Regions from separate parts of the Homo sapiens genome. Here region 1 is linked to region 2. A link is a contact called in ENCODE Hi-C or POLR2A ChIA-PET data. All regions are on one chromosome and are shown on one strand. The core of a region is the stretch at or near the end of the contact, and the rest is flanking DNA. Distances in the headings are between cores, read along the strand shown.

Region 1 (2,832 bases), core at 93-2,592, 440 kb after region 2:
TATGAAATGATAACTTCAAACCTTGAGCAAAAAACACTTATAATCTAGAAATACTAGAGTTCTATAACAAATGAAACTACAGTTAAAATAGAAGTAGAATAAAGATATTTTCAGACAAATAAAAATGACTTTGTCACCTACATATGCACACTAAAGGAAATGCCAAAGGATGTACCTCAGGAAGAATAAAAATAATCCCAGAAGGAAGGCCTAAAATTGAAAAAGGAATGGTTAACAAAAGCTGGAATCTTTGTGGATAAATGTAAATAATTATTGACTGTATAAATTAGTAATTGTTCCTAATTTCTGGAGTTAAGACTAAAAAAGTTAAATCTAAAATATTAGTTATTAGGATATAATGGAGAATGGATGACAAGAGTTAAAGCATTCTACTGTCCACATATTGCTTGCACTATTGGTAAGACTGTTGACTAACTTTACATTTTGTTAAGTTAAATGTACGTTTAAAATTTTAAGATAACACTAAAATATAGTAATATATTTTATAATTTGAAAACCTGTAAAAGGAAAAGTAACAAGAAATATCAATATAGAAAAAGAAAAATAAGAATAAAAAAGCATAGTAAAAATAGAAAGCACAACATAACACAATGTAACAAAACAAAATATATTTGTTATCCTAATAAATATAAATGGCCTAAACTCTTTAATTAGGAAGACAAATTTGACAGGCTAATCATTTATTGAGCACCTACAATGTGCAAGGGAATATGGAATATAAAGCAAGCCTGGTTGGGATGGATATATAAAATACAATCCCTGCATTCAGCATGAAAATATTCTATTCATAATTAACCATCTTTTTATATGAGTAGGGTCTATACTGACTCTTATGCAGATTAGCTAGAAAAAGTTCTACAGCATTACAATGAGTTATTCCTGCAGGTTAATGGACCATAACAATTCATACAATGTATCCTTTGTAAAATAGAGTAAAGCTAACATCCTGAGGCTTCTTTGAAGCAGAAAGAAAATCTCTATGCAGCAGCCTAAAAGATGAACATGGTTGTTGCTTCAACCATGTCCTATGGAACTATATAGCTGTTTACTGCCTCTTTTTCTCCCCTGTCTTCCATGGCACAAAATGAATATAGATGGGAGATAAAGAGAAACATTTAGAGCAGGAGAATTGAAGCTGGAAGATGTGACCATATTTCACATTTATTGAGGCCTCTATAAAATATAGTGTCTTAAACTTCTTAAAAAAAGTCTTATATCTAAAATAGGAGCTCAATGATTGAAGTATAGCTCTACATGGAATTTTGACTGCAGTTGAAAGCACGGCAAGTATGACAACTTGTTTTGGAAGCTTTTACTTTCGTCTGATGCAACAAATATTTGACTCATGCTGGAATCAGCATTGCACATGTAATAGAGCAATGATCTAATCCAGCATGACAAATCCTATTTTCCTCTGTGGCGGTGATTTGAACAGAAAATGTGGGTCATCCTGGGTAAAAATATAGATAGGTGATTTTTAATAAGACTTCTGCTTTTTATCTTCCTTCTATCATTTTAGAGTGCACAGAGTGTATCTTCCTGTAATAACTTACTCACTAGAGCTTTCAATCATATCCAGTGAATACTTACCAATATAATAAAGTCTGCTTTAAAAAACACATTCTCAACTTTCATTATAACATAGCACAAATGTATCCTATAAATTACTTTTATTTTTTTTAATTTTATTATGCTCACTTATGTACTTTGCCTTTTCTAAACCTTTTCTTTACCAAAACTTTTCTGGTTTAAACCAAATGCTGGCACAAAGTTTAAAATTTAATCAGGTCTGAGTTAAAGTTTACTTCCTAAGGGATGCCTTCCTCAATAACTTTCTTCATAGAGCCCTTTACTCTCAGGTCTACTTCCTGTCTATATTACTATCCATTTTTTATATCCTTCTTAGACCTTATCACAATCTAAATTTTTTTGTTATTTTATTGAATTTTTCTCCCACAAGAATGTCAGTTTTTTTAGATCAAAAACATTTTCTTTCTTGATCATTCTGTACCCTCAGAACCATAAACAATGACTTATATACACTAGGTTTTCTGTAAATATTTATGAAATTAATAAAATTGTTAAATCAATTTTATTTATGGCATATATATGCTATTATTGTTTAACAATTTTTTAATAATTTTTTAGCTAAAGCCTCCTAAGACCCTAAGGTAATATATCTCAATTAGATCAGCTGAACTTATAGAAATATAAATTCCTAGCATTTATAGAACTATAGCTTTTTCATACAGGTGTCAGTATAGCTCTTTGAGTGGTCTAGTTTAATAGTCCTACTTTAGAAGATTTTCCCCAGGATAGACTTTGACGTGAAGTGTTAATGGTCCATCTTATAGGAGCACATCATCTAGCTGGTGGTTGAAATTGAAACATTCTCAGCCTCTGTCCTTTGGGTTCTCAGAATGGATTTTAAAAACTAAATAAACCACTGTTATGCAGGTCTTAAAGTTTAAATAACTTCAAGTGTGAAGTTATTTGAAGATTTTGCCTAAAATATTTTGACTTAGAATCCTACATTAAATAAATTGTTGATTTATCTGGAGGAAGTGAGAGGTGAATTCAGACAAGAAGGCACTAATGCAAGAGGGGAAAGTAGAAAGATTCAGAAATGTCTGATAATTTTGAAGAAAAAGAGAAATATCAAAGAAAAATTAAGAGCTTGTACATCCAAAAGTCCAGCACAAAAGTTGGAGGTGTTTGGGGAGGTTGATATTTTTTGTTTAATAGGATACTAAAGTAGAAAACAAGTGCAGAGGTGTCTCTAAATTCTAAAGTCTTAGACCTTGTTATCCT
Region 2 (2,700 bases), core at 108-2,607:
CACCAGCAACTGCTTGGCTTCTGTGGAGGCCCCTGGAAGCTTCCAGTCATGGTGGAAGGTGAAGGGAAGGCAGGTATGTCACATGTTGAAAAAGGAAGCAAGAGAGAGGGGAGGGAGGCACCAGACTCTTTAAACAACCAGCTCTCACATGAACTAATAGATCAAGAACTCAGTTTCACAGGGAATTCCTGAGGGCTCCACCCTCGTGACCCAAACACTTCCCACCAGGCCCACCCTCCAACACTGGGGGTCACATTTCAATGAAATTTGGAGGGACTAACATCCAAACTATATCAGTTGTAATTGATTACATTAATGGATTTTCACTATTTTACTGGTTGCACTTAGGATAAAAGTTAAAGGATTTTAATATTAGCCTATGACACATGTTAGCTTGGGACAGAACCGAGCCTTTAGTATCAACCAAACTACCAGGCAACATGTGACTTTTTTTTACATGGCAGAATATACTTCATTGTATTTCCACGTTCTGCAAAGTTTTTTGGGGATAGGGCACTGATATTAATGAAAATTTTTATTTATGTATCATGTAAATATTTAAATTGTTTAAGTGCATTTTGGCATTATGCACTTCATAAATATACACAATGTTATAATTGTTAAAAATATTAGGTAAAAAATAAATATAAATTGTAGTTATGATCATTTCTTTTTGCCTACTCTGGGGGTATGTGCGCTCTATTTGGACTTCTCTATCAAGGTCACAAAATCATGATTAGATCCACCTTTCATATAACTAGGGAAATAAAAACAAACCAATATTACCATTCTGGAAGGAACTTTTCTGAGTCTTTTTGTCCAACTACTTGCTTTTTAGGCACAATTAGGAGGTTGTTTCTAGATAACATTAATAATTGATTCTATGTGGTTTTCAAAGTTCTAAATTTTAAAGAACTCACTCAATCATGCGTCAGAGTATAATTATCCCAAATAACTGGAAAAGCATATAAGTGATGACATGACTGTGATTCATTTCCTCTGTGTGGTCATTGTCTGACTCTGTGGAATCAAATGTTCATTTGAGAGCCAGGGGTGCCTGGGACCTGGGAAAAATGCACCCCTGCCCAGGATCCTCATTCTGTGAGTCACACACACAAAACCAAGGGTTGGTGAGTGACAGCTAAGACCAAGGTTGGAACCTACTCATAGGAGAAGCTTCATTTTGTTCTTCTCCAGCAGCGCCTATATAGCCACTTCTAATCTGCAATTCGAGGGATGGAAGGGTGTATTCAGTTTTTCTTCCCTAGTAATTTGAAACCAACTTGATAACAGCTTGTTCAAATGAAGAATGGATAGAACATCTGTTTAAATCAACTCTGAGAGGCAGAAACGGAACTTTTGTGTGCCTAATATTCCCATTGGCTAACCCTGTCCCTAAGCCTCCGTACCATGGCTTCTGAGAGTTTTTGGCCAAATGCCTAGTGGGAGGGCATGGTCCTGTTGGGAATGGTTTTTCTGCTTGGAGATGGCTTTGGCTTAGCATCTTTCTGTTCTCCAAGGCTGTTTACTCTGCCACCTATCCAGAAAGAATTTTTTTTTATGAGTCCACAATTTTTCAGTCCTGGAAAATTTTACAGTGTTTTCACAGACATTATTTCATTTGATGTTCATAATCCTTCAGGGTAAATAGGGTAGGTTGCTGGTGTCCGCGCATTATGGATAATGAATCAGAGATTCAGAGAGGATAAATCTGACTTCTACTCCAAACAAAAAGCAGAAAAATTATAGCAGAAGAAGCATATATCATTCTAGTTTTCAGCATATCTAGATTAATTCTGATTCATTTTTAATTTCAGCTGAATATGTTGTGCTTTCTCTATTGCTATCCTGGGGTTCATTTAGGGTGGAGCCACCTAGACATCATATACATGCCTTGGCTGCATTTACATCTCACCCCTCCTGCTTCCCCAAGTATAATCACCCCAGTGCTATGAAACCGATTAGAAGAAAATGAAGTGTTCAGTGCTAACTCCAAAATTCCAGGTGCTATGATACTGCTGCATACATCCAAAGGGACTTCTTACTTTAAGAAGCCCCCTTTTAAATGAAACTCTTGACTTCTTAGTGTTGCCTCAGAAATGTGCTCTTCATTGCAGAGAATATTACAGAGAATGTTCTGCTGCTTTGTGGAGGAACCATAGGAACTGTGCACGATCTTTCTTACCACAGAGTCACAAGGAGAAAATTGGCAGCTTAGGAGACCAGCCAGCTAAATGAAATGTCAGCCAACAAACAACTTAAATGCTCTTGGATCATTTTTCCTCTACTTTATCAAGTAGTTTTAGTTTGGGGGAAGTCAACAATCTTCTATGTTGCTTCCTTACTCAAGATTTCTCTGTCTCTGTCTTCTGAGGCATTTGTTTCTTTATGCCTGGATCTGCCACTTCACGTTTTGCCTCTTTTTCCATATCTACCTCTGACTCTATCTTCATCTTTTTCTCTCTCCCTTTATTTTCTTTATTTTTGGTTTCTCTCTTTCATTTTCTCTTATATTGTCTGTCACCTTGATTTCTATAAACACGTAATTATCACTAACAGATTAAAGAGCTTTATAAATGATGGTGAAAATTTGAAACAAATTTCTTAAAGAATCTTTGAATCATTGTGTGTGTGTGTGTGTGTGTGAGAGAGAGAGAGAGAGAGAGAGAGATTTAAGAGAGAGAGAGAAAGAGAAAGGTA

Evidence for each region. Hi-C counts contacts between places; a loop is a spot of excess contacts on that map. ChIA-PET counts read pairs that join two places held with the same protein, here RNA polymerase II (POLR2A). Pooled maps may share reads with other maps.
Region 1: a pooled map shows a loop between it and region 2 (3-fold over the local background). The contact joins two enhancer-like sites. A Hi-C loop is called at or near these places in 1 of 168 maps with a recorded cell type or tissue (endothelial cell of umbilical vein), 1 of 37 single-sample maps with no recorded cell type and 3 of 50 pooled maps. POLR2A ChIA-PET finds 5 or more read pairs at or near these places in 1 of 52 experiments (GM12878).

Annotation. Positions count from the first base shown.
Region 1 is chr6:54,418,714-54,421,545 of GRCh38, forward strand. No RefSeq gene overlaps it. Among named protein-coding and RNA genes, the nearest start is that of TINAG-AS1, 53 kb to the left of the region's middle. Within about 2 kb of position 1,343, at least 5 of the 41 ENCODE cell types and tissues checked have a DNase peak (open chromatin) inside an H3K27ac peak, as active enhancers do; they include endothelial cell of umbilical vein, where a contact is called at or near this core.
Region 2 is chr6:53,983,359-53,986,058 of GRCh38, forward strand. All of the region lies in intron 2 of LOC101927189 (a long non-coding RNA gene), which reads left to right. Among named protein-coding and RNA genes, the nearest start is that of MLIP-IT1, 14 kb to the right of the region's middle. RefSeq lists an enhancer at 269-1,468. Within about 2 kb of position 1,358, at least 2 of the 41 ENCODE cell types and tissues checked have a DNase peak (open chromatin) inside an H3K27ac peak, as active enhancers do; they include endothelial cell of umbilical vein, where a contact is called at or near this core.